Linked DNA regions of Homo sapiens: all the other regions are linked to region 1. Evidence: chromatin loops called from intact Hi-C (ENCODE). Cell type or tissue: endothelial cell of umbilical vein. All regions are shown on one strand. Links, peaks and the distances in the headings refer to the core of each region. The heading gives the core; the rest is flanking DNA.

Region 1 (10,661 bases), core at 943-8,942:
CTTCTGCTGTCCACCTCACACCTCACCCTTTGCAGGCACTGCCACTCCTGGTGTCCCCTCCAGCTGCCAAAGGATTCTGAGCCCCAGCCTGAGCCTAGTGCTACCATAGAAGTGAGAGGTGTGGAGGGTGCACCTGACCGCAGCACACAGAGAGGCTTGTGGGAAACAAGATGGCAGTAGGGGAATTTCGTTTAAATTTCGGGTGAAATCTCTGAGTTTGGCAAGCTGGAGGTTGGGTCAGGGCAGGACATGACCTAGGGAAGATCATGTCTCTCGCCTTTCCTGGAGCTAAGCGTGTGGTGCAAACCACAGAGTCCCCTGGAAGTTCAGGGAGAGGGCCTTCTCCAGGGCAAGGCGGCGGGTGGGTTCTTATCTCCACACCAGCCAGCCTGGGACTCAGCAGTGGAGTGAGCTCCTGAGCAGTGCATTAGCCCTCTCTGGGCCAGGGAGACCAGGGTGCCCCTGGAGCTTGCTCTTGAAGGGTACATGGCTGTTCACTGGTGAAGTGTTGGGTACAGGGAACAGCAAGAAAAAGGCACAGATGGGCAGCATGTCACTTGCAGGGAGTGACTTTTCTTTATTTGAGTGTAAGTGCTGTGGGTGGAAGGTCAGCTGGGGCCAGAAGGGGAAGGGGCCCGAATGCCTTGCATGTTTCATCTCAGCTCTGCGGTGAGGCCCAAACCTGAAGTGGGCCTTCATTTAAGTATTTGGGGAGATTCTGCCTGGCCCAACTCAGGCGGTGACTGCAGCAGGAGAGAGAGGTGCAGTCGGAAGAAAGGTCTTGCTGAGCAAACGGGACCCAAAGAGGGATGTGCAAGATCTGGAAACAACAAATGGTTTTCAAACTCAATAGTCCCCTCCAGCAATCAGCAAACAGCAGGGTGGCTGCAGATCTTCCATCCACCCACTAAGGCAGCCAGCAATCCCTGTCTCTGCAGTGGCGGAGGAAACCTCTGTCTTTTGCAATCCCTGTGATTCGGAAGCTTTCCACCCCTCTGGACCGGCCCCTCTTCCCCTCCCGCCCCTCCGCTCTGATCCGTGTGGTTTGCTAAGGGAGGAAAGCCAGAGCAGGAAACAGATAACTTAGGGAGTGGCTGTTCATGTGATTAAAATGTCTTTGCTTTCCAAAAAGTTTTGCCTGAGATTACTTCAAATCGCCTGGCTGGGGTGGGATTTGGAGAGGGGGCTTCTTGCTGCCTTCTGGGCAGCAGCGCCTCAGGGCCGGGCACAGGGCTGGAGGCACGGGGTGTTGGGGGGCTTGGCACTTCTCTGGGTCCTGGAGGGGCTCCTTGGCCTCTGTGGGCCCCGTTCCCCCGAATGTCTCTGTCTCCCAGCCCTTTTGGTTTGTTTCTGCATCATGTCTCGCCTCTCCTGGGCACCCTGTCCCCCCTTCTCCTCTTATCTGCTCTGACGGGCGCTCTCTCACTCCCTGCCCCTCATTCCCAACATCGTGTCCTCACTCCCTGTCTCTCCAGGATCTCTCCCTCATCTCTCTGTCCCCCGCTTGTTTTCTCCTCTCTATCTCCCTTCCCTCCTCTCCACACCCCCACTCCATGCCCCCCTCCCCAGGGTTTTCCTGAGGCCTTTTCCTGTCCCTGTGAAAGCTCCCATTGTTCCTTGCACTTTGACAAACCCTAGTGTTGTGGAATCAGGATGGCATTTTTGTGGTGGCTTTGGGCTGGGAACGGGGGTGGGAGGGGTGACAAGAGGCCAGGCCTTCTGGGCCCATGCTGGGCTGCAGCAGGAACCCAGAAGAGGGGAGGGGGCCCTGGGCAAGGAGGCGAGGACGGCTGTGCGCAGACAAGGAGGCCCTTGAGGCTCCAGAGGAAGCCCCGGGTGGCCTCTTGCCGCGTCCTTCCTCCCTCCCAGCATCCTGCAGGCCGCGGCCCAGCCCACCTGTCCCTCTGACCGCCTGCTTCCTCCGGGGCCTCCGTGGAGCCTGCAGCTGCCCAGACCAGGCTGCAGGGACGCAGCCCTTCCACCTGCCTCCCCCGGCCGTGCATGTGGACATGTGAGTGTGGAGGTCTTTGGTTGGTCCCTAAAGCAGTACCACAGAGCACAGAGGGGAAGGAAAAGCCAGGGGCTCAGCACTTGGCAGACTTGCTGCCCCTGTCTCGAGCCTCAGTTTCCTCATCCGTCATTAGGGTTAAGAGTGCTGATTCAATGAGGCCGTGGCAGTGATCAGAGATAATTTCATGTGGCATGCATAGGTCCCATGCCTGTCACTTGGGAGGTCTGTCTGGCCTCTGCCTGAGGGCGTGAATCCAAGTGTGTTTTCACAGGTGTGAGTCCGACTTGGGCTTGAGCCCAGGAGTATGTGGCTAGGGGAGTTCGCGACTGGTGTGGGTCACGGTTGGGGAAAGGGTCACAGGGCTGACTTCTTTGGAAGGCCTTGGACTGAGAGCTCCATGAAGACAGGGCATTCTTCATCTGTCTTGTTTCCATATTTCTGGAATTTTCCACAGAGCCTGGTGCAGAGTGGGTGCTCAGTGTAAATTAGGTGAACAAATGAATATTGAGGTGGTGGCCAGGGTCGGAGGTAAGAGGTGCGGCTGTGTTCCTAGGAGCAGGCTTTTTCTTTAATTTTCTCTCAACCGTCTCACGGAGAGGCCGCACATTCAGTGGAAAGTGTCGTTTTGGAGTCAGCAAATTGGGTTTAAGTTCTGGCTCCATGGCTGTGTGGCCTTGAGCAGGTTGCTTGGCCTCTCTGTACCTCAGTTTGCTCTCCTGTTAAATGAAAGAGCTCTGGAGAGCCAGGTCAGAAAGCGTGTGGCACATTGTAGGTGCTCATTGAATGCTAGTGTCTCCAGCTCCACCAGAGCAGCCCCCTCACATGGAAGATAGAAAAACCAAGGCTCTGGCCGGGCACAGTGGCTCACGCCTATAATCCCCACACTTTGGGAGGCCGAGGCGGGCGTATCACAAGGTCAGGAGATCGAAACCATCCTGGCTAACACAGTGAAACCCCGTCTCTACTAAAAATACAAAAAATTAGCCGGGCGTGGTGGCGGGCACCTATAGTCCCAGCTACTTGGGAGGCCAAGGCAGGAGAATGGCATGGAACTGGGAGGTGGAGCTTGCAGTGAGCGGAGATCACGCCACTGCACTCCAGCCTGGGTGACAGAGCGAGACTCCGTCTCAAAAAAAAGAAAAAAGAAAAAAAAAGAAAAACCAAGTATCTAAGACAGGCGTGGGAGAGCCAGGGCCCAACCTGGACCTCTGACCTCTATCCCCTGTTTACTCCGCACTGCCCCAGGCTCAAGGAGAGACACTAGGGAGAATGACCAGGGACCTTCTGCCTCCTCTGGTAAAGGCCTCCAGAAAGGGCCAGCAAGGCCACACAGAGGATCCTGGGCTGGGGTCGTGAGTCCGTGGTCAGCCCTGCGCCCCCTCTGTGGACTAGTTGCCCCACCCCTGTGGCCTCTGTTTCTACATCAGTGGAAAGTCTTTCTCGAACTCCTGAGACCGGGGCTCTTGCTCTCTGGGAAGGTAGACTGGAGCCCAGGGCCACCTCAGCGGCCGGGCTGCAGGAAAGCACGCAGACTGGGCAGACCGGGCAGGACAGGGGCCAGCAGGCAGCCCATCTGTTCTTTATTTCCTCCCCCTGCTCCTCTTGGCTCCAGCCAGAGCCTCTCAGCTGGACGCACGGTGGGGTCGGCCTTGTGCTCCATGGGAGGGCGGAGCGTGAGTGGGCTGCCAGGCACATGCTGAGTTATGGGCCTCCTGGGAGGCCAGTGACCCTGCCCAGCAGTCAGTCCAACCTCTCATTCTGGAGATGGGAAAACTGAGGCCCAGAGATGGGGAGGGATGCCCCCAGCATGCCAGGACCCATGAGAACAGCGGCCCCTTCCCGTTTCTCACCATCCCGGCTTGGTGGGTCTCTTCTTTGTGCAATCCTGGCATGTTGTGTAGCAATTTAGAAAGTGAGCCCACGTTAGGTGGCTTGGGCTCGGATCTGGACTACCCCATTTCCTGGCAGCGTAGCTTGGGCAAGCCATGTAACCTCTACATGCGTCAGCGTTCCCATCTGAAACCTGGGACTAACCGTACTTAGCTCATGGATGGTTGTCGGGACACAAAGAGTGCCTGGCCCTGACCAAAAATACCCAATGTTGGAGCAACAGTGATTTCTCCATCCCAGGGTTTGGCAGGGCACAGGCCTGCGCCCCTGTGCAGATGGGAGTGGCAAGGCCAGGTCTGGGGGTGAGGCACATACCTCAGGCTGGGAGGTATCGAGGCCTATAGCTGGAACCCATATCCAGAGGGCAGAGGCCGTGCATCCTGGGGCACAGTGCAGCCTGGAGTCTTGGCGTGCAGGGCACAGCCTCAGGCTCTCAGTGCCCACCCTGCTCTCCTCCTGGTCCCTATGATTCTCTGCCTCAACAACCAAAGGCCACAATGTCACCTCTGTGCAAAAGGGACTCATTGTCTAAAAGGGATGGGGAGATCAAGCTTCACCCTAAAGGATCACTCACTCGTGGTGGGACTTCAAGCACCTGGAGGGGAGTGACCAGTCAGGCTGTGGTGTCACGTGACAGTGTGTGGACATGTCTGGCTTCCCTTAAAATGGAAGGAGCAGAAGGGACCCAGGGGTGGGGAGTGCATTCCACAGTTGGGGGGCTAGCTCTATGGACATGAGTATGATCCAACAGAACCAGCAGCCTGAAGCCAGCCAGTGCCCAGGCCCCAGGGTCCACACCTGCAGGGGCAGGAGTGTGGCCACAGCCACCATCTCTGTGGGGTTTCTGTCACCTTGGGAAAGCACAGTGCGCCCCCTAGGGGGCAGGAGGGGCCTGCAGGCCAGGGAGTGGGCTGGCTACCATCTTCTTCCAAGCCATACCCACTCATTAAAGGCAATTCATTCATTAAGACAGAGCATAAGCTGCAGAAGTAAGATCATCAACAGTCCTGTCTCTCAGCCCTTGTGGCTGCTTTCCTGCCAGTCCTGTTCTTGTGCAGCGGTTATCTTCGGTTGCTTATCCTGCTCTCTTTATAAGTATTTTCCCAAACCCCGAACAAAAATCACCATAACTATTTTAGTGGCTTTATTGTCATTCATCCAAAGGGTATAACGTAATTTAGGGAACCCGGGCATTGTTGTTGAATGTTTCGCTCATTCCAGATTTACATTGTCCTAACTCATGCTGTAATGGACATTTTTGAACACCCCTTTTGTCCGCATGTCTGATAATTTCCTTGGGATAGTCGCCCAGAGATGGATTTGCTTAGGATAAGGAATGCACATTTTTTTAAAGTTTGAAGGCTTACAGAAGTTTGAAGTTGTCCTATAGAAATACAGTAGGAAAATATACCTGTTCAGCCCCCACCCCAGCAGCATCTCAGAGTGCCTGTCTCCACACCTGCCTGGTTGGCCTTTACCAGCTGCAGGGGTTGGGAGGACTGTAGAGTTGGAAGTGCCTCCAGAGTCACCAGATCCACCTGCCTGACCAGGGCAAAGGCCCCCTCAGCAGCCTCCCTGATACTTGTTCTCTCAGCCTCTGCTTGCATACCCCCAGTAAAAGGCAGCTCACCACCTCCCAGCCAACCTCAAGAGATTTCACGCAGGGATGGGAAGAAAACACTGAACCATTCTGAAGAAGTGCCCAGAGAGTGTGAGCCTCCTCCACATCTCTTCCGAAGCCGCTGGCTTGCCCGGGGGGCCCCTCCCACTTCCCCGCCCTGCAGCGCTGCCTTCTCTGCTCCTTGGCTTGGCTCCTCCTTCCCACCCCCATACTGGCCACAGCTTCCCACTTCCCAGGCTGCCCTCGTGTGAGGATCCCAGCCTCACTCTGGAAGTCAGAGGATCCTTCCCTCCCCCGAGCTCAGTCAGATTTACTGAGTGTGTCCTTGAGTGAGTCCCCTTGCCTCTCTGGTCCCCAAAGGGCCTGTCTGTGCTACAAGGAGTGGTTTCTGAGCTCCAGTGAGCTTTGCCCAGGCTCCTGGCAGATGTGATCCCCCAGAGGGGTACGTGGCAGGGGCCTGGGTCAGGAGAGCCTGGTCAGGCCTGGCTTCCTTCCCAGCCGGGCGGGTGGTGGCCCCTGCAGTGCTGTCAGCAGTTACCGTCTGTTTCATGCTGAAGTTTATGAGAAGAGGCCGTGCCTTTCTGGGAGGAGGCAGGGGGGTGTGTGGTGAGTAGAGAAGCCTTTGTTCCGTTAGAAATTCCTTCTCCCCTTGGCCCTGCCCTCATTTGTAAGCATAAACAACGTCGGGACTGAACCCTTCCAGGAAATGGCTCCTTGCTGCTAAGAGCTGCCCACAGTCCTTCTTCTCCTCCATCCACTGCCTTTACCCCTGCCCTGTAGGCCACCTCTACCGAGGTCACCGCCAAGGCCTGACACTGGACTGGGCTGAGGGGAGGCCCTAGGAATTTTCTTATAAAATTCCTGCTAGGGGGTCTCTCCCCACCAACACAAGCCTCCATCATGGTGGGGGCAATTTTGGGGGTGGCAGACAGAAGAGGTGGGTCAAGTGTGGCCTTGTGGAAGAGCCTGCTGAGCCTAGCCTGCTGCCCTTCACGCACTGGAAGCACTTTGGCAAGTCCCACCCCTTCCCTGTGCCTCAGTTTCACCATCTGTTAATAGGTTGATAATGTCCCCTGCCCCACAGGATTCCAGGAGAGTTGGCTGGGGGTCTGACGGGCTGTGGAGTCCTAAGCATAAAGCCCAGCACACAGGTGGTGCCACACAAATGCCAGTTCTCTTTCCTCTTTCCTCAACCTCTGCCAGCAGTGTCCCCAGAGCTTCTGCAGCGTGGTCCTTCCATGAGAATTCTAGAAAGCGAAGATGCCTAATGCTGTTTCTTCTTTTGCTTGCCAGTCCATTCCTACCCAGGGATAGAGAGCTACCCAGATATCCCTCCCAGGTTTCCCTCCCATCTCTGGAACCATCCTCCTGGGACTAATGCCTGTGGACCTCAGCCCTAGCCTCGGCAATACCTCAGACACCTCTGCTCCCTCTCCTAGTGCAGGCAACGAAGAAGAGAATCACCCTGAAATAGCTAATGGTGACCGAGCACTTGCAGTGTGCCAACCACTGAGCTGAGACCTTTACACGCATGAATGTGTCAAATCCCAACAGCCCCGGGAGGCAGGTCCTTTATCATCATCCTGGTTTCCAGATGAGGAAACCAAGGCACAGAGAGTTTGAATAACTTGGCGAGGAACTCCCTGGATAGTCACAGGCAGAGCCAGATGTCATTGCAGGCATCTGGCCCTGGAGACCACAATTGGAGCCACATCCCATGCAATGGCGTGTTGGAGCCGGGCCCTCCCAGTGCCTGGCCTGACAGCAGCCGTGGGAATGGTGCGCTGAGGACGTCTGGTCCTGCAGGAGGCTGGGGCCCCATCCCTTGCCTGCCAAGCAGCCCACACGCCCTGACGGACGGCTCCAGACGGCTGCTTTTCTAATTACATGGTGCGTCTGTGCTTCCTGGCTCACCCCTCGCTCTTCTCTTTCATCTTCCTGTTCCCTTCGGTTCTCACTCAGTGTCTTCTTTATCTGTGTGGGTTTTCTTCCCGTTCATTTCTGAAGCAGGGGCTCTGGGAACAAATTCCCAGAGTCCACCTCCAGTCTGGCCCCAGTCCCCACGCTTCACTCTGCCCAGTGTCCTGGAATGACTTGACCCCTCCTTCTGGTACCTTGACCCCTGTCCTTTGCCCCAACTGTGTGAGGCCAGGCACCAGGTCCTGTGAGCTCTCTGAGCTCAGAGGCCTGCAGAACCAGATCCAGAGTGGGCCTGGCTGGTGAGAGTCCCCAAGTTCCCACCTTCGATCAAGGAGTCTCAGACCTCAGCATCAGGGAGGCACCCATGCCTGCCCCCTCATCCCCTCTGAAGACGTAGATGCTTCTGGGGAGACATGGGGGAGTGAGTTCATCCAGTGCTTTATTTCAGATAATGGAAGATGAGGGGTTGTGATAGAGGGGGTGGCTTAGAAGTCACAGGTTCCAGACCCCAGGTGAAGGAGAAGGTAGCACCAGAAACAGTCAGAGGGACATGCACTAACTTGAGATCAACAGAGCTCAGTGTGCCTTCAGAGGCACACGTTGACCCCTCTATTACAAACTGACTGGCCCCGGGCCCTAGCTGCCCACTGAGCACTCCCCTGGGTGTGGCTGACCCCTTTCTCAGATCTGACCAGTGCTGAGGGCAGCCCTGCCCTGGAGCTCAGGCTGAACCTTCTCCCAAGAATGTTACAGCTGCCAGGAAGGCCACTGAGGATCCAAAGACGTTAGGCAGTGGGCCCAGGAGATCAGGGTGGTGTTGGTGTCACTTTCTAACTTTAGATCTGCGCACTCAGCACGTATGTCCCCTCTTAATGTTTTGTCTGAAATTCTAGCAGGCTATCACCAAGTGGTAGTAATGGCGCCTGGGACAAAGAGGCATGATTACTAAAGGAAGAAACTATGTACCAATTTTATATACCACTTTTTGTTCTACATTAATAAATAACAATGGCATTAATATTCCTGTTTTGTCTTCTGTGTGCCAGGCACTGTTCTAAATGTTTTGCATTTACTCCTCAGCTCATTTAATCCTCAGAACAGTCTTATATGGTAGTTACTATCCTTATCCTTGTGAAGTAACTTGCCCAAGATCACAGAGCTGGGATCTGGATCCAGAGCGTGTGCCCTTAACCATTATGCACCACTTCATAAATGGGCAGTTCCCCAAGGAAAGTTACTATGGCAACATCATCTCATAGCCCAGCACTTCTTTAACGTAATGGCATATGAATTCTCTGGGGCTCTTGTTAAAATGCAGTTCTGATTCTGCAGATCCAAGGTGGGGCTCCAGACTCTACATTTCTAACAAGCTGGTGGTGCTGTCGCTGTTGGTCCGGGGACCACACTTTGAATAACCACTGTGGAGAGCCTGCATTTAAGCCTCTCCAACTCAAAGCCTGCGAGGGCCTAGTAGAGAACGTAAATTCAGCTCTAGTTGGTGGGAGCAGAGGTGATGTGGAGGAAGCACGTGCATGCAAGCTGATGGGGCAGCCACTCCTTAACCTCAACCAGCAAGGATTCTAGACCAGTGTGGTCGTATTTCTGTGTGAAATCTCCCATTTGCAAATATTAGGGTAACTCATTCAACTTTTAAGAACACTTGCAGCTTGCACGTGAATGTTCATAATAGCATTATTCATAATAGTCAAACATTAGAAACAGCCCCAGTGTCTATCATCTAATAAATGGGGTAATAAAGCATGGCATATCCATACAGTGGAATATTATTTGGCAACAGAAAGGATTGAAGTGCTGACATATGCTGTAGCATGAACAAACCTTGAAAACATGACACTAAGTGAAGCCAGACACAAAAGGACAAATGTTGTATGTTTCTACTTATATTAAATACCTAGAATGGGGAAATCCGGACAGACAGAAAGTACACTAGTGGCTGCCTAGGGCTGTGTGGGATAAGGAAGTGGGAGTAGGATGGGGAAGGACTATTACTGGGTATAGGGCTACTTTTGGGGGGTCAATAAAAATATTCTAAAATTAGATTGTGGTGATGACTGTATACTCTGTGAATTTACTTAAAACCAATTGATTTGTCCACTTTAAATGGGTAAACTGTAAGATACATGAATTATATCAGCAAAGCTGTTAAAATAACACTGTGTGGGAGATAGCTAGTTTCTTTCATATATAAAATGCAGTTACAAATCAACAAGAAAAATATTAGGCTATTCCTGCATGAAAAAAGAATCACAAAAAGTATGAACAATTAGTTCACAAAGGAAACACAAGTGAGTCTTAAATGCATGGCAAATTCACTCTTGCTCATAATAAAAGACATACAAGTCAAAGCTCCTCTGAGAAGATTTTCTACCTTTTAGATTGGTGATAATGAAAACTCTGTTGATGCTGATATGGAATGTTAAGTTGGGATACCTGCAGTATGTGGGAAGAAGGGGCAGTGGCAATTTGCTCTTTAAAAATTAGTGGTGCTCATACCCATTGACCCAACAATTTCACTTCTATATTCACAAATACACTCACACATGTGCAAAATGATACATATATGAAGTTATTCATTATAGCATTGTTTGTAATAATGGGAGAACAGAAACAAGCTAGATGTTCTAAAATAGTAACTGGTCAATGCACTACGGAGCTTGCATGGACTTATATTGTGTGCACCTGTTAAACAGAATGCAGTAGCTCTATTTGTAGTTATGTAGGGAAAACTCTAAGATGTATTATTCAGTAAAAAAAAACAGTAGCCAGGCACAGCTGTATGCACCTACGTAGCCCCAGCTACTCAGGTGGCTGAGGCAGGAGGATCCCTTGAGCCCAGGAGTTTGAGTCCAGCCTGGCCAATATATCGAGACCCTGTCTCGAAAAAATAAAATAAGATAAATCTTTAGAATGGAAGATGCAGAACCAGGAAGATGCAGAACCAGATGGATAATCTGTTTCCATTTTCATGAGGGAAAAGAATGTATGTACAAATGTGCATGTCATATGCATCTGTAAATGCAGGGCCCGCCTTTGGAGTGGTGTGAGGGAATTTAGATTGCCTCCTAGTAGGGGAGCTGACTGGGTGCAGGGAGGAGGAAGACTCATTGGCACTGCCACCAGTTTCCGTGCTTGTATTGCCTCTTCAATGACCCTTTAAAGCACACTGCTGGGTAGGCCAAAGAGTGCCTGTGTGCAGGC
Region 2 (10,661 bases), core at 811-8,810, 88 kb before region 1:
CTGTCAGGCAGGCACATTCTCAAGCTCGACATGGGAGAGAGATGGCTCTCATTTCATGGGCTGATGGTGAGGACATGGTGTCCAGCCTGTCTCAGTAAGCACCCAGTGTGAGACAGCTGCTCCAGTCACTGTGAGATTATTGCAGTCTTTGTTTCACACGTGTCCAGGCTCTGGGCTCAAGTGACCTGTTCAAGCTCAGCCAGCTGGTGTGAAAGGTCCATTGGGCCTGTGACAATTGCAGGCCGAAACATGGAGTTTTGACACAGAGGAAAGGGAAATGGGCAGTTGTTTGAGGGTTGGGGCTCCTGGGACATGATGAAGAGGCCTGCAGAGCCCTGAGCCTGTGGCCTCAGAGAAGAGCAGGCCTGAGTAGGACAAGGACAGAACACAGGAGCTTCAGAACAGAGGGACAGACAGAAGGTAGAGGTAGTAGGAGCTGGAGGGGCAGGGAAGGCTGCACAGGACCCTCGGGAAACAAAGGGGTTTTTCTCACCTATAAAATGAGGCGATGACACCATCCCTGGAAGCAGATCTGGTAACCAGTCCCAAACCATAAGCAAGCAGCCTCAGGCCAGATGTAGCCAGCACTAGAAGCCATTCTGCTTCCTGGGCAGGGTCTTGAGCTGTCTCCAGCCCAGACAGAGTCCTCCAGGGCTCTAGAACTTCATCTGGTCATTTGTCCAGTAGTCTCAGCTGACAGATGAGGAAACTGAGGTCTGGAGCGGGTTTAAGGGACTTGCCCATGGTGTCATTGCAGAGTGCGGCTGGGGCCTGGGTCACACACTCCTTCACTGCACCACGCTGGAAACCTAGATTGATAAGAGACAACAGGGAGCCCAGGACCCGGTGGTGTGAGACTGAGGTCCCGGAAGGCCGCATGTCCCCAGTCTCTCTCCCTAGACTTCTCCCCTGTCCTGGAATCTCACCATTAGAGAAGGACTTGCTGGGAGTAAGGGGCCACCTACTACTCCATGTTTGGGGTTAGTTTATCATCCCAAGGTTGGGACTGTGTAGAGTCAGTCTTTCCCCTGAAGGTATCTTTGGGCCGGCTGCTCAGGCCTGTCATCCCAGCACTGTGGGAGGCCGAGGTGGGCATGATGCTTGGGCTCAGGAGTTCAAGACCATCCTGGGAAACATGTTGAAACCCCAACTCCACAAAAAATACAAAAATTAGCCAGCCATGTTGGTACCCACCTGTAGTCCCAGCTACTCAGGAGGCTGAAATGGGTGGATTGCTTAAGCCCAGTAGTTTGAGGCTGCAGTGACCTGAGATCACACCACTGCATTCCAGCCTGGGTGACAGACAGAGACCTTGTCTCAAAAAAAAAGTATCTTAGGAGACACCTAGTAGAATTCCCCATACAGTCCCTCAGTAAACCTGCAAGGGCAGATTTTCCCCCCAGCTTGGCTTGGATCCCTGTTTCTTTGGTGGACACCAGAAGGAGTAGCTGGCTTGTGTTTCAGGATCATGTATGATCATGCAGCACCATCTGTTCCCCCAGGGTCACTCCCAGCACCTAAATGAACTTGTACTGTGAGGGAGACTGGAGGCCCAGCGGGAGCAGATTCATGCCTCACCCTGGGGACCCATCACCAAGAGGAACTAGCATGGGGGTCTCCTGCACCAGCCAAGTCATTCTCTCCTCACTGTCACTCTGGACCAAGCGTGTTCTGTGGAAGTGGCCTGAGTCCCTGGTCATGGGCCGCTTGTATCTGGGGCAGGGGGTGAATCACTCACTCCCTGCATGCTCCTGGGCAGGTGTGTGGCAGGTCTTTTCCAGGCCACATGGTGGCGTGAAGAAAGAGCATGGGCTCAGAATCATCACAACTGGGTTTAAATCCTGGCTTTACCATTTCCTCTTTCTGTGAACCAGTCAAATTTCCCACCCTGTCTGGCTCTTGTTTCCTTATTTGTCAAAAAAAACCCAGCAAGATAGTTAAGGATATAACCAAACAAGCTTTTCATGTAACAAGCATTACACGTGTAACACACACACACACTCTCTCTCTCGCCTTTCCCTGGGGTGGGTGTGGAGATGTTGATAGGGACATGGAAAGGAGAGTCAGAGGTTGTTGCTCTGGGAGGCAGTTGGAAGGGACATTTAGGGACCTGGGGGAAGGAGGAGGCTGGGAAGGCTTGTGGGTGGGCGTACTACCAAACTAGGAGGCTCCACCCCAAGGCAGGTCCCGCCCCACCACACTGGGTAGAAGGTGTCCCAGGAAGCCTGCCCAGCCAGAGAACCAAGGGGTGGACAAAAAGGCAAACATCAAAGCTGGGCCAGAGGTTTTTGGCCAAATGAAGAGCAGCAGGAATATGTCTGGAGTTGAAAGGCCCAAGAAACCCCAGGTGTCTGAGCTCCCCAGGCTTCAGAGAGACCAGGGTTGAGTGGCTGGAGACTTCTGGATTCTGTCCAGACCCCTGGCTAGCCCTGCCTGGCTGTCTCTTTGACTCATGTATGGGGAAGAAAGGAGGGAACAGAGGGAGGAGAGGGGAAGCCACGCAGCTGTTCCTGAGTTGGGGGCCTCGGAAATTCGAGCTGAGCCACACGCTGCCGGCAGGCAGGAGAGGACCTCTTGAAAGCCACTTCTAAGGCCCTGGCCTGGCCTCGCCAGCAGCCCCAGGATTAGCTCTGCAGACTTCTCTGAGTCCTGGACATCTGCAGCCTGGAATCCCCCTCCCTCTCTCGCAGCCCCATGGGGCAGCCCCTGTGACAAGGGAAGGGAGAACAGACAGCTGTGACCTGGAAGGGGGGCTAGAAGGGCCTCTGGCTGGCCTAAAACTCAGAGATTGGGACAGAGCAATGGTGCAGGAGCCGACTGGGGCCTCATTCCAGAAATGCCTTCCCCTTTCTCCATCTTGTGAGCCTGAAAGAGATGGGGGTGAGGGAAAAATAAAAGGCAATAACATCTGCACAGGCCCACCAGGCACCAGGGAGGTGCTGGGTGCTGTACCTGATGCTTACCGCCATCTCAAAGTTGGTCTTATTACTTCTAGCCTTCATTTGAGAAGACAGGCTCAGAGAGGTTAGGTAAATTGCCCATAGTGACCCGGTAAGTTAGTAGTAGTGTCAAGACAGAAGGAAACCCAGAACTAGGTCAATCTACCTCTACATATTGAAGCCTCATTTTATCCAGAGCCCAAAGAATTAGAACCAGGCAGGTCCAGAACGGAACCCAGGGATGGGGTTAGCCTTGTTTGCCTGCTGAAGGCTCAGTGCAATCATTGGCTGCATCACTGAGGTAGAAAGAATACTGAGAAAGGGCTGGGCGCAGTGGCTCACACCTGTAATCCCAGCACTTTGGGAGACCAAGGCGGGCAGATCACAAGGTCAGGAGATCAAGACCATCCTGGCTAACACGGTGAAACCCCATCTCTACTAAAAATACAAAAATTAGCCGGGCGTGGTGGCAGGCGCCTGTAGTCCCAGCTACTCAAGAGGCTAAGGCAGGAGAATGGCGTGAACTGGGAGGCAGAGCTTTCAGTGAGCCGAGATCGCGCCGCTGCACTCCAGCCTGGGCAACAGAGCAAGACTCCATCTCAAAAAAGATAAATAAATAAAAGTAAAAATAAAGAATACTGAGAAGGGGGAAGGGATAATAGATTTTACAAATTGCTCCTGGGTGATGGTGTTCCCTTTCCACACTGCAGTGTGTCTGGAAGAAGAGATCAGGTGAGAGGTCAGCAAACTGAAGGCTCAGCTGGAAAAACTGGGGGCTATCCAGGTTAGAGAAGACTTAGAAGAGGCTGGACTGTTGTTGACCCTGAGTGGACACTTGTTCTCTGGGAACAGATTGAGCCAGGATTGGTTAGGTTTTGCTATAATAATAAACAATCCCCAAATCTCAGTGGCTCACACAGCCAAGGTTTATTTCTTGCTCACATTACATGTTCAACACAGGTCAGCATGGAGCTCTCCTCATCCTAGTTGCTCGGGGATTCAGGGCAAGTCAGGCTTCATGTAGGCATGAGCTCCCCAAGACACTGCAGCAATGGCATAGGAAAGAGGTAAGCCACACACTGGCTATTTAGGCTTCTGCTCACATTTCACTGGCCAAAGGAAGTCACATGGCAACACGTAACTTCATGGGGCCAGGAAGTGCAATCACACCTAGAGCCCATGTGCAGATAGGAATGATTGACTGGCAGCACTCGTGACTACCTCAAGGATTAAAAGGGTAACTGGGGCTGTGGATGAATGCATAAGGAAGTTGACTTTGAGTCCATTTAAGCATGGCCTTCCCAGGAAAATAGTGAGTACCTATCAACAGAAGTGGGTAAGCTATGGTGGGATAGGTGCATTGCATTGCACGAATGTCATAGAAGATTCTCCACCATCACTGGCTTCACGGACTTCGTACCATACAGAGCAGTGGCCATTAAAGGCAAGGGTGCTGAAGCCAAAGGTGCCTGTGTCCAAAACCCTCTCTCTCTTATTGGTTGTGTTACTTTGTGCAGATTACCTAATATCACTGGGCTCCAGTCTCCTCCTCTGCCATGTAGGGATAATAAGAAGTCCATAGAATCATTGTGAGGATTAAATAAGCCCATAGGTTGGGAAGCTCTGATCAAGTCAGTTGCTCTTGCTGTTGTTCTCATTCCTACCCAAGATCTTGTAACCGCCCCTCCCAGAATCCTTGGCCACATCCCTCCCCCGGCCTCTCACATCCCTAAGACATTAGTCAGCAACCAGGACAGGGTTGGGAAAGCTCTGTGCACTGGGCCAAGCAGGCAGATCTTTTCCCACTAGTGTCGCATGGTCTGCTGGGGTAGGTTACTTTCCCTAACCCACCCTGCTCCCCAGTAGGTTTCCTCCCCGTCCTGTCTCCCAGCCGGACTGCAAAGCCATTTCCTTCTTCAGCTCATCCCCAAATCTTCCCTGACAGCCATGGGTCTGATTTTGCCTTCTCCACAATGTCGTATAAATGGAGCCATACAGTATGATGTCTTTCTGCTCTCTTGATTTATCTGTTTTACAGATATTTGGCCGTATCAGATGGGGGATCTCCTCTCCCCCTTCCCCCCCATCCAGTTAGATGGCTGGCATTTGCTCCTTGGTTGTTATCTTTGTAAGTCTAAGTAGGATACTTCTATTTTCAGCTATAGACAGTGTCCCTGGGCTCCCCACTTTCAGAGATAAAGCTATCAGTGCCCCTATCCTTCCCATAAGATCTAAAATAACCATTTTAGAAACATCAGGAGGAGGTGTGGCAAAGTGAGGTGGTGTGTTTCAGAAACGGGTGTTGAAGGAGCACAGAGGAGCCAGGGGAGAGAGGCTTTCTGGAAGAGGCGGGGTTGAGCTGGGCCTTGTCCTCTTACATCTCTGAGGGCAGCTGCCAGCCAACCTGCTCTGGGAGGTCTGCAAGCCCTGATCTGCAGTATCTCACTTCAGACACCAGGGGGAAGGCAAGTGGCTTCGCTGTGGTCACCTGCACAGCCAGACCATGGGCGGCTCAGCTCTCCCCACCCAAATCCCTTAGCGGGGCGGGAGATCTAGGCTCTTAGCTCTCAGCCCTCCATCCTCATGGAGGCTTAAATCCTTAAGTGCCGTCCAATGCTGTGGCTTCCAGGACTTGTGTTCATTGGAGTTGTCTCATCTGCACTCATCATTTCTCAAAGTGTGGTTCCTGGAGCCCTGGCATGGGAATCAGTTTGTTAAGCACATAGATTCCTGGGCCAGGCTTCAGACCTCCTGTTAGGGATGGGCCCCAGGACTCTGCATGTTTAATTCTCTATCCGTGTTTCTCTCACACACAGGATGGAGTGAGGCCTCTGGATCAAGACTCGCCATGATCTCAGCCCCTCAAACCCCTCCACCCTTTTCTCTCCTACTGTCCATGGCAGTTTCCAGGGAAAGGGTCTGTAATTTGAGGAAACATATATTTGATTCCTGGAGATTCACTGGTCACACTACCATGTACAAGCCCTGTGGTAAAGAAACCTGTATGACTTTGTTAAACCTAGCATTTCCCCAAATTATTTGACAGGGAACCCCCTTTCCCACTGTTTAACAGCTGCTTACATCACACCATACACAAAAGGCTACCCTAACCACCTCAGGCCTGACCTGATGGTTCCCTCCACAGTCCCCCCAAACACCATGCACTTTGCCACTTCTATTCCATCCCCTCCCTCCCACAGGAAGGCTTCCCAGATTTCTGTAGCACACCTGGCCTGAGGCTTCTTGGGGTTCCAGCCTCAAATAACCCTCCCTTCTATGTCATTTTTAGACACTCACTGGATGCTCCAGTTCCAGCCATCTTAATGTAACAAAACCCCTTTCCTTCCTTTGTTCTCAAAGAGAAGCAAAGCCACAGGCTCTCCTGGACAATATCTCCAAGAGAGGAATTCCAATTCCAATTCCCACCTGTTCCATAGGCTGAGCCCCAGCAGTCAGCCCTGGTCTCCTCCCAGGTCACCATCTCATTCATCAACACTCGCTAATGCAGACCACTCACTCACTCAGTACCGCCCTAAGCTGACCTCCACAGCGCATACTCAGAGGGGACAAAAAGTCATTGCAGGCCAGGCACAGGGGCTCATGTCTGTAATCCCAGTACTTTAGGAGGCTGAGGCTGGAGAATCACTTGAGCCCAAAAGTTTGAGCCTGCATGAGCTACAATTGGGCCACTGCACTTCAGCCTGGGTGACAGAGTGAGACCCTATCTCAAAACAAAAGTCATTGCAGCTAAAGTCAAGAACCACCTGGATTTCCATTCTCCATCCATTTAGCTCAGTGGTTCCTAAATATTTGCATTTCAAGGACCTGTAAGCAAACTGCATCCCCTGCCCACATGGAAGGCCAAACAAGAGTCCTAACTTTTTATTTGGTCAAGGACTACATTAAAATATAATCCGTTCTGCATTTCAGTTTTGGAGCCTTTGAATAAGAATCATCCATCATTTTGTGAGATAATTTTAATCCAAAAAATTTTTTTGGAGATGGGATCTCACTGTTGCCCAGGTTGGAGTGCAGTGGTACAATCATTGCTCACTGCATCCTCCACCTCCTGGGATCAGGCAATCCTCCCACCCCAGCCTCCCAAGTAAGTGGGACTACAGGCTTTCACCACCATGCCTGGCTAATTTTTTATTTTTTGTAGAGACAGGGCCTCACTGCGTTGCTCAAGCTGGTCTGAAACTCCTGGGCTCAAGTGATCCTCCTGCTTCAGCCTTCCAAACTGCTGGGGTTACAGGCATGAGCTACCATGCTGGCCCCTCATTATAAATTTTAATAACATTTTTATTTTAATACCAAAATAAGTAAAAGGAACAGACTTTTAGAGTAAATAAAAATCCCCTGAATTAATCAATTTAATGTTATGGAACATTCACTATATTGTCCTCAACTTTTCTATTTTGTGTAAACAAATAAAAACCTCACTACAAAGCAGCTCATGTCCTTGAGCCAGGGTCTGGGAAGCAAGCAGACTTGTGCACCTAGTCCGAGTGTAGGTCCGAGCTGGAGACAGTATTGTGATTGCTGTACCAAGGCAGGAAGTCAGTTCTAGGCTTTCACATACATTTCATTTAATATGAAGACCTGGCATTTTAAATGAAAGGGAGATATTGTTGCCATTATTTTCTATATTACAAGAGTGAGTGAGCCACTGTGCCCTGCCAACTATCTTGACAATAGAAAAATCAATGTGTAGCCAATGGAATGCTCCATTAATGGGGGGAAAAACGTAAGAAAAGGGAGGAGTTAATAGTCTTATCATCATACAGGGTTGTCAAGATGGTGAATAGAATTAATTTTAAAAAAGAAATAGAAAATAAGTAATTGTTTAAATGTTCAAATATAGCCAGTAGAAAACAGATTAGAAGATAGATAGATAGATAGATAGATAGATAGATAGATAGATAGATAGATAGATGAATCAAAGAAGAAGAGAAAAAGGAGTTTATGTGAACTAAATGATTACTTTTCATTATCTAATGTTGGTAAATTAAGAAACAGATCCATAAGCAAACTCTACTTTAATGTAGAGTTACAGAGGCTAACCATCTAAATAAATACAAATAGAAATGGCTAAAAGACATTGCCTTGGGAAAGTGAATCAGGGGTAGAGAGAGTTGGACCAAAAAGCTTGTTCTTCATCACAAACACGTATGCAACATTCTTGGTTTTAAAAAAATATATAGGCTGGGTGCGGTGGTGCATGCCTGTAGTCCCAGCTACTCGGGAGGCTGAGGTAGAAGGATTGCCCAGGAGAGTGAGCTGTAGTGAGCTATGTTTGCGCTGCTGCACACCAGCCTGGGTGACAGAGCAAACCCTGTGTCTAAAGAAACAAAAACAAAAACAATTCCCTCCCAATACAATGCGATATATTATTTTCATGTTGATTTTTAATTTAAAAACCACCTTCTCCATAAATAGATTTTAAAAACCGATGCTCAGAAAGATGAAGCGCCTTCATTGAGGTTACAACGCTCAGAAGAGGAGGGACCAGGAGTGGACACCCTATCTGCTGATACCAGCTCCCCCGAGCTGTGTAGGGCAGCTCCAAGGAACCCTGAGAGCTCCTTCTCACCCAGCCTCCATGATTTGCCATCCAGCAGGCCACCATGTCTTTGCCCCTGCCCTTTTCTCTGCCTGGTGTATCCCTTCCAACTTTGCTCCCTGGAATTTGCCCGTTGATTTTTCATGACCCAGCCTACTGTCCATTCCTCCATGACTATGACTCTCTTTTGTCCTCCCTCTGTACTCTGTCCCAAATATTTATAATCTCACAGGATCATAAATATTTCGCTATCCACTTGTCCATTTTGCTGTCTCATTTGCTAGACTGTGAACGTCTCAAGGCAGTAGTTTGTATTTTATTCAACCCTGCATCGCAACTCCCACTCCAGTGTCTGCCACTGAGCATTCAGAAGTGTCTGGGGAATTTGTGAATGGGTGGAGTGCATGTGTCTCTGACCCTAAGATTCTGGGCTGGTGGCCCGAGGCCCCAAACCCTGGCTGCAGGCCTGACAGCTGTGGAGGAGGCTGTTCCATCAGGTTCAAACTCATCCCTAAATGACTTTCCCACCCCCAGCCTTCATATTCTGCCACCCTCTGGCTTCCTTTTCTTCCTCCCTCATCCCAAGTCTTATCTGCAAATCTCAGCACTCCCAAAGGCATGTTTTAAGAGCCAAGTGGAGCCTTCCATCTGGAATGAATTAAATCACTGACAGAGTTATGTCCCCAAGTCAGCAGGAACTCCAGGAAGGCTTTGGGAAAAGACCAGACCTTTCCTCCTTACAGGAACTAACTCAGAAGAAAAATAATGTGTTGGTAAGAGTTGCCCAAAGTTGGGGGAGCCGGGAGACGGATGAATTGAGCAAATCTCTTGCTAGATGTGTGCCCCATGCAGGTTTTCAGAGTCTCTAGGCCTCTTTTCTCACCTGGATAACAGGAACTGTGCCACGTGGGGATTAAATGAGCCAAAGCTTGAGGAGGTGTTGGTAATAGTGCTACCTGAGAGTGGGTGCACAGTCTACGTGTGAGCCTTCTTTCTTCTCTTATTCTTTTTCTCTATTTTTGTTTTTACTTTTGTCATAATTATCTATGGACGTAGTTTAAAAGACAAATTATTCTTTTGCTATGACAAGAACCAGTTTCCTACCCTGTTCCCACTGTTTCTTTTTCCCCAGAGGCAATCACTCTCAACTCTTTTTACAGTAATTATTCTGGTATTTACTTTCATATTTCGAAATAACTTGTTTGTGTTGATACTTTTTGTATTTTCCATTTCAAGACTTACCAATGGACTTTCTACTGTGAAAAATAAGAGTCTGGTCTCTTTGACATACACCTCTCCTATCCTCTTTGCCACCCCTCTCTCTCTCTCTCACACACACACACACACACACACACACACACACACTTCCTGTGCTGCCCCCCATCTTCCCATTCTGATTTTGTTGTAATTTTGGTTAGAGCCATTTTCAGGATTCACATTTATTATAGTGTAAACACTATCGACAGCTGAGACATAAATTATATCACAGTTACTTTTTCTCTTCCAAACAGTATTTTCTCCTCTGGAATTAATCATTATCATTTTGTTCTATTTTTTTTAATGTTTTGTAGACTTCATTTTATCTGCCAAAACACTAATTCAGCTGTGTAAATCTCCTCTCAGTGTGTTCAGCCCTAATTGAGAATCTAGCATTTCTGTCTTTTTAGAAAAATTCCTTCTAGGCCCCTCTGACCAGCTCCTCTTTGGCTGCCTGTCTCCGGGCTCACTGCACAGTTGGCCACAGGGATCTTCTTTCGCCTTTGTTCTTTGTCTCTCTTGTGTTACATCTGTTTTCTGGATGCCAAGTCTTTCTCTTTCTTCGTTTACACCCTCATTTTGGGTGGGGCGCTTCTTCTAGTAGCTCCTGCAAGTGGGGGCTGTTGAGGCAAATACCTAAAAATATTCTTACTCTACCCTCACACTTGATTGATAATTTTGCTGGACATAGAATTTGAGTTTGAAAATAATCTGCCCTCAAAATTTTGAAGGCATTCCTGCACTGCCTCCTAGCTACTGTGTGCCTGGCAAAGTCTAATGCCCTCGCAATGACTGATTCTTTCTATGTAACCTGTTTGTATCTCTGTCATCTTTAAGCATCTTCTTCTTCCTCCAAATGTTCCAACATTTCATCATCTTGTCTCTTGTTGGGGATCTATTTT
Region 3 (10,661 bases), core at 1,036-9,035, 68 kb before region 1:
CAGGGGTCAACAGCAGCCTCGCAACTCTCTGGTTTCCTCTTTGAAAAATACATTGGAGGATTTGTTCCCATGGGAACAATGGGGTAAAAACCTGGTTCCAAGGATGACTCCATAGTTATGTAACCGATTACCCGGGGATTATGCAATGTTCTCACTGTCCCCAGACCTGCACCAGTAAACTTTTACCACCTACAGGACAGAATCCAAATGTCTTGTCCTATAATTCACGTCATCCAGCATCTGTGACATTAACCTTGTCTCAGGCTCCAAAGAGTCAGCAGCTGTCAGGAGTGTGGGATCTGCAGCTGGACCACCTGGTTCTCATCTGACTCTGCCATATACTTTCTGTGAGATCTTGGGCAAGTTACTTAACCTGTCTGTGCCTCAGTTTCCTTCTGTGTAAAGGGATAAATGATTGGTAATAGTAGTATGTGCCTCAAAGAGTCTTTAGGAAGACTAAAAGAATTATAAGTGGAAAAGACTCAGAACAGTGCCTGGTGCTTGAAAAGTGCTCAGTAGATGTTAGCCACTAACCCTACCTCCCTCACATCCCAAGACAGACCCTCCTTCCAGTCAGACCCGACCACTCCCCTCCCCAACTCTAAACTTCTGTTAGCTAAATAGATTGTCAAGGGGCTGGGTACAGTGACTCACGCCTATAATCCCAGAACTTTGAGAGGCCGAGGCAGGTGGATCACAAGGTCAGGAGTTGGAAACCATTCTGATCAACATGGTGAAATCCCGTCTGTACTAAAAATACAAAAATTAGCCTGGCATGGTGGTGCGCGCCTGTAATCCCAGTTACTCAGAAGGCTGAGGCAGGAGAATTGCTTGAACCCGGGAGGTGGAGGTTGCAGTGAGCCGAGATCCTGCCACTACACTCCAGCCTGGGCGACACAGTGAGACTCTGTCTTAAAAAAAAAAAATCGTCAAGTGCACAGAGGAAATCTTCCTGTTACTGCTCCTTTCCCTCTTTCCTCCTTCTTTTCCTTTTTCTATTATCAAGAAGAGCTACCATTTATTGAACACTTGCTACGTGCTAGCTACTTTTCAAAAGTGATTTTCAAAATCTTCACAATAACCCTGAAAGACTGGAAACATTGCTCCTGTTTTATAAATAAGACAGAAGTAATGTGTCAAATCACTTAACTGCTAAGTGGCAGAACTGAGAGTTGAACTGTGTCCCTCCTGCCTGACTGTGCCTTCTTCAGCCAGCTGTCACTCCTTCTCCCTTGTTTTTTTTTTTTCTTTTCTTGAGATAGGGTCTCACTCTGTTGCCCAGGCTGGAGTGCAATGGTACAATCACAGCTCGTTGCAGCCTTGACCTCCCAGGCTCAATTGCTCCTCCCACCTCAGCCTCCCTAGTAGCTGGGACTACAGGCATGCGCCACCATGCCCAGCTAATTTTTGCATGTTTTATAGACATGGGGTTTCGCCATGTTGCCCAGGCTGGTCTCAGACACTTGTACTCAAGCAATCCTCCCATCTCGGCCTCTCAAAGTGCTGGGATTACAGGTGTGAGCCACCATGCCTGGCCTCTCCTTGTCTTATCATCAAACATTTACTGTTCACTACACCAGGCTGCAAGGTTATGGTTAGGCCACTCCGTGTTATGAATTATATCGCTTACAATGCTTTTGTTTCCAAGTAATAGAAAACTCAATGCAACTCAAGCTGGCTTAACTAGAAAGGAAATTCATTGTTCACAATAATGTAACAGCTGGAGCACAGGCAGACTTCAAGGAAGGGTGGGCCCAAGGGTTTCTCGATGTCCCAAGGAGCCACTTTTCATGTTCTTTCAGCTCTGCCTTCTTCCGTGGTCCTGATCCCATCCTAAGGCTCGCTCCTATTACAGCTTAGGGCAGCCATCAGCACCAGTTCATGTGTCTCACATTAGAGTCTCCCCAGATCCTGAGACAAGGATATGAGGATAAGGAGTTTATTTGGAAACTAATTCCAAATAAACACCAGTTATTCAGAAACACCAGTAGGAACATGAGAAACTGATACAGGGAAGGAAAACAGCCCATAAAGGGCTATCTGGAAAATTACCTCTGGAAAACTAGAGTACAATCTTACTGAGGAATTTCAGGGACCAACATAAAACCATGTGTCAGAGCTGTCCCACTAAGTATGCATGGCACTTTGGGCCTGCCTTGGAGCAGGTGGAGTGGGCTCCAGCAGCCAGTGGGAAAAAAAAGCAAAAGCCAGGCCAGGTGCCTTGGCTCATCCTTGTAGTCCCAGCACTTTGGGAAGCTGAGGTGGGAGGGTCACTTGAGCTTAGGAGTTCGAGATCAGCCTGGGCAACATGGCAAAATCCCATCTCCACAAAAAAAATACAAAAATTAGCCAGGCGTGGTGGTGCACACCTGTAGTCAGCTACTCAAGAGGCTGAGGTGAGAGGATGACCTGAGCCTGGGAGGTCAAGGCTGCAGTGAGCCATCATCACACCACTGCACTCCAGCCTGGGTGATAGAGGCCCTGTCTCAAAAAAGAAAAAAAAAAGGCCGGGCGCGGTGGCTCACGCCTGTAATCCCAGCACTTTGGGAGGCCAAGGCAGGCAGATCACGAGGTCAGGAGATCGAGACCATCCTGGCTAACACGGTGAAACCCCGTCTCTACTAAAAATATAAAAAATTAGCCGGGCGTGGTGGCGGGCACCTGTAGTCCCAGATACTCGGGGAGGCTGAGGCAGGAGAATGGCGTGAACCCGGGGAGCAGAGCCTGCAGTGAGCTGAGATCGCGCCACTGCACTCCAGCCTGGGCGACAGAGCAAGACTCCGTCTCAAAATAAAATAAAATAAAATAAAAAGCAAAAGCTGGTAATACGAGATAGGAGAATATGAGCAAGGGCACGAGCGCATCTGTCGCACCAGGGCATGTGCTTCCTCCGTCAGGCCAAAGACAGGGGACACTCCCTCCCACCATCATCACACACAAGTCCTGGGCCTTGCTCTGCTTCACCCTGCTGAGCTCCATGCCTCCACCGGAGCCAAAACCTGTGTCCCAGCGAATACTCTCTCTGGACTGCCTTGGTCTTCAGGTACTGCCCACCCAGCAGCCACTGTGGCAAGAGATGTGGCTATGCTGACTGACTGAGGCAAACTAGGGCCTCCTCTAGTGCTGGGGGCGGGACAAGCCCCCCACCCCTCCCCACCTAGAACTGCATGGCAGCAGTTCCTGAACATTGGGAGGGTAGGAAGGACACTGAGAAGCCAGAAGCCATGTTCATCACATAATTTGTTTCCCTAAACCAAAAGGTGATAGTGGAGTGGAAATAAAGCTTGCAAGAGGAAGAGTATAGAAACCTGAAAAATCAGGGCTGGAAGAGGACTTCATTTTCTTTTTATTTTATTTTTTGGAGATAGGGTCTTGCTCTGTTGCCCAGGCTGGTGTGCAGTGACATGATCATAGCTCACAGCAGCTTCAACTTCCCTCGCTCAAGAGATCCTCCTACCTCAGCCTCCTGAGTAGCTGGGACTACAGACACACACCACCACACCCGGCTAATTTTTAATTATTTTGTAGAACATTTCAAAACTTTCTATGCTGCCCAGCTGGTATCGAACTCCTGAGCTCAAGCGATCCTCTGGCCTTTGCCTCCCAAAGTGCTGGGATTATAGGTGTGAGCCACTGGGCCCTGCCTGGGAGAGGACTTTGAAAGTCTCATAGTTTAATTCACTTGTGTTGCTGTGATTCCTTCCTCATCTGTCTTCCACGGTGACATTCAGTCTCAGCTTGTATACCTCAGACCAAGGGGAGCTCACTCCTCCAGAGTAACCCACATTCATTCTAGAGACGTCTATAACCCCTGGAAGTCTCTCTTCATATTGAGTCGGAACATTCCTTCCTGTGTCTTCTCCCATGGGCCCAGCCCTCCCCTCTGGGATATCCAGGACACATCTGCTTCATCTGTCCTAAATCTGAGTCCAACAGGAATGTGTAAACAGTGATTGCATTTCCCAAAGACTTCTCTGGAACAAACTGACCACTCACAGGCCTGTCACCTCAAAGATGGTGGTCACAGAAGGGCCCCAACATCTGGAGTGGGGAGCTGGGGAGGCCCTTGAGGAAGCCATCTTGAAGCTGGAGGGCATCCGATGAGCATCTTCCCTGGAAGCATTGGTTGGTCTCCAGGTCAGTCACAGTTTACTGCTTAGAAACAAATGGCCTCAGTCACAGGGAGGAGCCCCAGGCCCCTCACGCATGTGTTTATTGGAAGGATATGATCTCCCACACATAGAAACACTGCCTCCTCCCACCTCATCAGTTCCCACAGAGCTCTGCAGTGCCTAGGGAAGGCCACGTGCCCTGCAGCTTTAGTTCCTGAGGTCTAGGCTGCTCCCATCTGGCCACACACATCCAGTCCCCCTCATCTAGTCCCAGGCCTGATCCCCCACCACCTAAGAGGTCTGCAAAGGGTGGGGCAGTACACCATGATAGAAGGGGTCTGGGCTGGAGTCTGAGCCCTCCAGGGATCCTGCTCTGCTCAGATAAGTATGCCTTTCAGAGCCTCAGTTTCCCTTATCTGAAAAACAGTGAAAGGAACTCATTTGAGGAGGTGCTCGGGGAATGGGAAGTACCGAGCACATGGTAGCTTCCTAACAGGCTTGTGTATTACGGTATCTTATTGATGAGGTCTTCCCTTCACCTTCCCTGATTTTCAGAATCCATTGAGGGGGTTTCAAATCCCATGTTCTAGCAATCCTGCAATTTGATGGCAAATAGTAACGTTCCTACCATGGAAACACTCTGGAAATCCTGCCTTCCTCCAAGAAGGCCTCACATGTTGATCAGACAGGCTGGTGGTCCTATGCTCTCCTCAACCCCTCTCCCCAGCTTTTATAGATCTTGTAGTAGATGACTGTAGTTGTGCCTTCCCCTCCCCTTCTTGGGAACTGTTCCACCCCATGCACACGCCTATAGAGGGGGCCCTAGCAGTATTATCACCCTTCCTCTGGGGCTTCTTTGACCTCAGGACAAGCTGGATTAGGCAGAGTTCTTCCCTCAGATTCACTGGGTTGGAAGTGGAAGAATCCCAATCCTTCCTTCTCCAGGGTGTGCAGGTCTGGAGCTGCTGCCAGTGTGCAGTGCAGGGAGAGAGCTGAGAGGGAGGGAAACAGAGAGAAGAGACACAGCATATTTGAGTTCCTGGTTTCTGTGTTCTTCAGCCCTGTCTGTCTCCTGCTTAGTGACACAAACCATCCTTAGGATCCAAGAGGAGCAGCCCATTTCCAGCCTCTTCTGAGGTCCAGCTGATCGGACTTTGAGTGGACGTTTGACCACGGAGAATTAATCCAGAAGCCAGGCAGGTCCACTATCTCCTAGAGCTGGAACATAGAGTGCCAGGGTCGGGTGTTTCCAGGGCTCCACTGGTGAGCCACCGATAAGCAGACAGAACCTTCAGACTGGTCATGAGGATTCTTACATAACAGAGAAAAACAGAAGTCCCTGGAGCCTGAGGAGGTTGGGGCAGAGAAAGGAAGGAGGCTGGGAGAGGGGCTGCCTGGGCTCCGGCCAGCTTCCCCCTTTGTGTCTTCACTGCCTTGAAAGTCCTGCCCTGGCTGCCCTCAGGTACCATCAGATATTTCTGCATCTATCTGGCAAATCTTCCCTTTTGCTCAAGCTACTTTGCCAGGGCTCTTGTTCCAGGTCCCTGGCTATCCTGTCCTTCAACATGGAGGCAACAGAGTCTGTGATCCCCCATAGGGGGCGCTGGAGAACAAGTTCTCACAATTGACCAAGGAGTTTACAGCCTTTTTTTTTTTTTTTTTTTGAAACAGAGTCTTGCTCTGTCGACTGGACTGGAGTGCAGTGGCTGCAACCTCCGCCTCCCGGTTCAAGCGATTCTCCTGCCTCAGCCTCCTGAGTACCTGGGATTACAGGTACACACTACCACTCCAGGCTAATTTTTGTACTTTTTAGTAGAGACGGGGTTTCACCATGTTAGCCAGACTGGTCTTGAACTCCTGACCTCAGGTGATCCGCCTGCCTCGGCCTCCCAAAGTGCTGGGATTACAGGCGTGAGCCACCATGCCCAGCCTACAGCCTTCTTTTGTTCAATTGAGATATGATTCACATAACATATCACTCACCTTTTTAAAATACAACATTTAGTGTTTTCTAGTGTATTCACAGAGTTGTGCAACCGTTACCACTATCTAATTCCAGGACATTTTCATCACCCCGAAATGAAACCCCATACTCTCTAGTGGTCACTTGCCATTATCCCTCCACCCTCCCCAGCCCCTGGCATCCAACAAGCTGCTTTCTGTGTCTACAGATTTGCCTATTCTGGACATTCATATAAATAGAATCATACAAAATTTGACCTTTTAAGTATGGCCGTTTTCACTTACCATAACGTTTTCAAAGTTTATTTATGTTGTAGCATGCATCAGCACTTTACTTTTTGTAATGGCTGAATAATGTTCACATTTTTTTGTACCCATTCATCCATTGATGGATATCTGGGTGATTTCCACTTTTTGTCTATTGCGAGTAGTGCTTCTATGAGCATTTGTGTACAACTATTTAAGTACCTGTTTGTTTTCAATCCTTTTGGGTATAGACTTAGAAGTGGGATTGCTGAGTCATGTGGCAATTCTCTGTTTAACTCGTTGAGGAGCCACCAAACTGTGTTCTTTTTTAAAATTTTTTTTAATTTTTTTTTTTTTTTTGAGACAAGACTCTCCCTATGTCACCCAGGGTGAAGTGCAGTGGCACAATCTCGGCTCACTGTAGTTTCCGCCTCCAGGGTTCAAGTGTTTCTCTTGCCTCAGCCTCCTGAGTAGCTGGGATTACAGGCGCTTGTCACCACGTCTGGCTATTTTTTGTATCTTTTAGTGGAAATGGGGTCTCACCATGTTGGCCAGGCTGGTCTCGAATTCCTGACCTCAAGCGATCTGCCTTCCTTGGCCTGCCAAGGTGCTGGGATTACAGGCGTGAGCCACTGCTCCCAGCCCCAAACTGTTTTCTATAGTGGCTGCACCATTTTACATTTCTACCATCAATGTTTGAGGGTTCCAATTTCTCCACATCTTTGCCTATCCCAGTGGGTACGAAGTGGTATCTCACAGAGGTTTTGATTTGCATTTCCCAAATGACTAATGATATTGAGCATTTTCTCATGCACCTATTGGCCATTTGTATGTCTTCTTTAAAGAAATATTTGTTTTCCCATTTTAAAAATTGGGTTATTTGATTTGTTTTCATTTGTTTTAATTTTTTAATTTAATTTTTTTTTTTTTTTTTTTTTTTTTTTTTTTTTTTTTGAGACGGAGTTTTGCTCTGTCGCCCAGGCTGGAGTGCAGTGGCGCGATCTCGACTCACTGCAAGCTCCGCCTCCCGGGTTCACGCCATTCTCCTGCCTCAGCCTCCCGTGTAGCTGGGACTACAGGCGCGCGCCACCATGCCCGGCTAATTTTTGTATTTTTAGTAGAGACGGGGTTTCACCATGTTAGCCAGGATGGTCTCGATCTCCTGACCTCGTGATCCGCCCGTCTCAGCCTCCCAAAGTGCTGGGATTACAGGCGTGAGCCACCACGCCCGGCCTTAATTTAATTTTTATTTATTTATTTATTTATTTATTTTGAGACTGAGTATGAGGTTGGCTAATTTTTGCATTTTTGGTAAAGATGGGGTTTCATCATGTTGCCCAGACTAGTCTCAAACTCCTGGGCTCAAGCCTTGGCCTCCCAAAGTGGTGGGATTACAGGCATGAGCCACCGTGCCTGGCCTTCTTTGTTTTTGACAGAGGGTTTCCTCTGTCACCCAGGGTGGAATCCAGTAGCCCGATCATGGCTCACTGCTGCCTTGACTTCCCAGGCTCAAGTGATCCTCCCAGCTCAGCCTCCCAAGTAGCTGAGACCACAGGTGCCCATCACCATGTCCAGATACTTTAAAAAAAATTGTTTTTTGTAGAGAAAGGGTCTCCCTATGTTGTTCCGGCTCATCTAGAACCCCTGGGCTCAAGCAATCCTCTAGCCTTGGCCTCCCAAAAGTACTGGGATTACAGACATGAGCCACGACATCCAGCCTTTTTTTTTTTTAATCAATGAGTTGTAATAGTTTTTTTTTTTTTTATGTATTGTGGCTACAGGTCCCTTCTCAGATATATGATTTGCAAATATTTTCTCCCATTCTGTGGGTTGCCCTTTCACCTCTTTGATAGTATCCTTTGAAGCACAAATATTTTATTTTAATTATTCTATTTATCTACTTTGTTGTCATTGCTTGAGTTTTTGGTGTCATATCTAAGATATATGTCTTTTTCCTTAAGTTCACATTCTTTCCATCTGTTGAGTTCTGGATTCTGCCTGATGTTTGCAAATGTCTTTTCTACCACTTGCATTTTGAACAAGCCTATCCGTCTCAGACTACAAATTTCCCCAGGGACAATGATCAACTCTGAAAAAAAAACTAAGCCCACACTGTGCAATTAATCGGAACTTTTAATGATGAACACAATAATGACCCAGTGGTCACTAAGTCCTCCCTTGGGTGTAACCTCATCTTGCAAAATAAATCCATTCTCTCTTCACAGGTTCTGAGGTGAACTTTGATGTGAAGGCCCCAGAGGATGGTAAGACCCTAGCACAATGGAGGGAGTCAAGAGTGGCCGCCCTGCTTGCAGCAAGACCATCAGTAGCAGGGCAGTCCACTAAGCCTGGCTTCCCATCAAGCAAGAGTGGCACTTTGTCCTAGGGCAATGGTGGTGGCTGGGAGCTGGCACTGCCTCTCTCACTCCATGGGAGAAAATGTACAGTCCCTAGGCAGGATCAAGTCCCTGTCACTATCAGGTCAGGCTGAGATAGTAACACAGGCAGGGCAGGCAGAAAACAGAGAACTGGGGAAGGCAGCTGCTCTGCTGCTGGTCTCCAGGGACACTCTGTGGGCTGTAGTGCTTTCTGGTCAGCCGACTTGGAGCTGACCGCTGTGGGAAGCTTGTCTCTGGGGATCTTCCCAGGCCAAACCAGGGCAAGCCAACCCCGAACCAAGCACATCTTCTGCCAGGAGACAGGGACCACAGCTGACCGGCCTCAGATTCCAGGCTGCCCACACCCATGGGCTTTGGCTGAACCCACAGGCACATTCAGACGGGTCATAGCTGTGAGAGCTCCCGCTGTGAGCCTGTACCCTGCTCCACAATACCCTCTGCCCTGGACCTCAGCACCAGGCCTGGCACACTCTGGGTGTCTGGGTTGGTAACTCCACAGTCCAACGTCCCTGCTAACTTCCTAGGCCATGGAAAGACTGTGGGCTTTGCATGCTGGATTACCATTTAATCCAGGTGTGAATTGGGGCAAGTCACTTACCACCTGTGAATGTCTGTCTCACATCTGGCAAAATGAGGTGTCTGGTGTCATAGGGTGGCTGTGAGAACAAATGAGGTAAGGGATATGCATTAGTCAGAGAAATGGAGCCAATAGAATATACTGATGTGGATATGTAAGAGGGGATTTGTGATGAGAATTGGCTCACGTGATTATGAAAGCCAAGAAGCCCCACGCTGTGCCACTGCAAGCTGGAGAACCAGGGAAGCTGACAGTATAACTCTCAGTCTGAGGCTGGAGGCCTGCGAATCTGTAGGAGGTACTGGTTTAAGTCCTGAGCCTGAAGGCCCCAGAACCTGGAGCTCCAATGTCTGAGGGAAGAGGAAGATAGATGTCCCAGCTGCAGAAGAGAGAGTGAATTCCCCTTTACTCCACCTTTTTGTTCTATTGGGCTCTCAGTGGATTAGATGATGTTCACATGGGTGTGGACGATCTTCCTAACTCAGTCTACTGATTCCAATGCTAATCTCTTCCAGAAACACCCCCGAGGACATGCAGAAATAATGTTTTACCAGCTATCTGGGCATCCCTTAACCCAGCCAAGTTGATGCCTAAAATTAACCATCACAGTGTATAAGGGTCTAATGTAATACAGAACTGACAAAATGGGCTGATAAATGGAAAATGTTGTCATCCTTAACCACAGAACCAATTTTCAGTCCTGATCTTCCTTTACCTGATGTCTTTCTGAATCTCTTCTTTAATCTCCTAAATTGGCATCTGTCAGCCCAGATCTTTCTCCTGAAGATTTGACTACCCAAATGGTCCCATACACATGAACCAGAAGTCTCAAGACATCTCAAACTCAGCACACCCATACTGAACTCCTCATTTCCCCATGAAAACTTGCGTGTCTTCCCACATTTGCAGTCTCAGTACAGCCCCATCATCCAGCCAATGACCCAAGCCAGAAAACTGGATGTCATCCTAGAGCTTTGCTCTCCTGAATTCCCCATATCCATTCAATCATCAGACCCTCTTAAACATCTCCTGATTCTGCCCTCCCCTCTCTGCTCCTGTGGCTCATCCACAGCACAGGCCCCCATCAGAGCTCCTTGTATCTCTTGTGCCAACTCCAGTCACAGTTTTGCCTCCCTCACTCCTCCCAAACTGCTTTCTTCAAGGTCCCTTGTGATATCCATGATGCTGAATCCAAGAGTCTATTCCTGGTCCTCATCTTTCCTAACCCTTCAACAGCATTTGTCACAGTGGATGGCTCCCTCCTCCTGAGATACCTTCATCTCTTAGTCTCCAGGACACTTCCTTTGCCTGGTCTCTCTCAAAGTCCTCAATCTGTTTCTTCTCAGGCTCTTTTGCTGGTTCACC

What was found. A loop is a pair of places that touch in the nucleus more often than their neighbours do. Peaks named below come from ENCODE experiments on the same cell type or tissue, not always from the same donor. Only the 100,000 strongest peaks of a DNase experiment are listed, where the experiment ranks them.
Region 2: it touches region 1 in a loop (12-fold over the local background); 10 of 110 quality-filtered maps call a loop at or near these places.
Region 3: a loop joins it to region 1, with 9 times the contacts of the local background. A loop is called at or near these places in 24 of 110 quality-filtered maps.

The regions. Positions count from the first base shown.
Region 1 is chr10:79,394,773-79,405,433 of GRCh38, reverse strand. The region is part of intron 2 of ZCCHC24 (zinc finger CCHC-type containing 24); the gene reads left to right. Among named protein-coding and RNA genes, the nearest start is that of ZCCHC24, 46 kb to the left of the region's middle. RefSeq lists enhancers at 1-63, 1,680-2,488 and cis regulatory regions at 737-1,237, 744-1,244, 5,499-5,999. In endothelial cell of umbilical vein, for the core only: a CTCF peak has its summit at 4,801; a DNase peak (open chromatin) is centred at 5,873; H3K27ac peaks cover 752 bases.
Region 2 is chr10:79,482,515-79,493,175 of GRCh38, reverse strand. No RefSeq gene overlaps it. Among named protein-coding and RNA genes, the nearest start is that of EIF5AL1, 25 kb to the left of the region's middle. RefSeq lists a cis regulatory region at 1,596-2,096 and an enhancer at 2,661-2,720. In endothelial cell of umbilical vein, for the core only: a CTCF peak has its summit at 5,378 (motif pointing right); a DNase peak (open chromatin) is centred at 5,405; H3K27me3 peaks cover 326 bases.
Region 3 is chr10:79,462,634-79,473,294 of GRCh38, reverse strand. No RefSeq gene overlaps it. Among named protein-coding and RNA genes, the nearest start is that of ZCCHC24, 22 kb to the right of the region's middle. In endothelial cell of umbilical vein, for the core only: a CTCF peak has its summit at 5,698 (motif pointing right); a DNase peak (open chromatin) is centred at 5,714; H3K27me3 peaks cover 478 bases.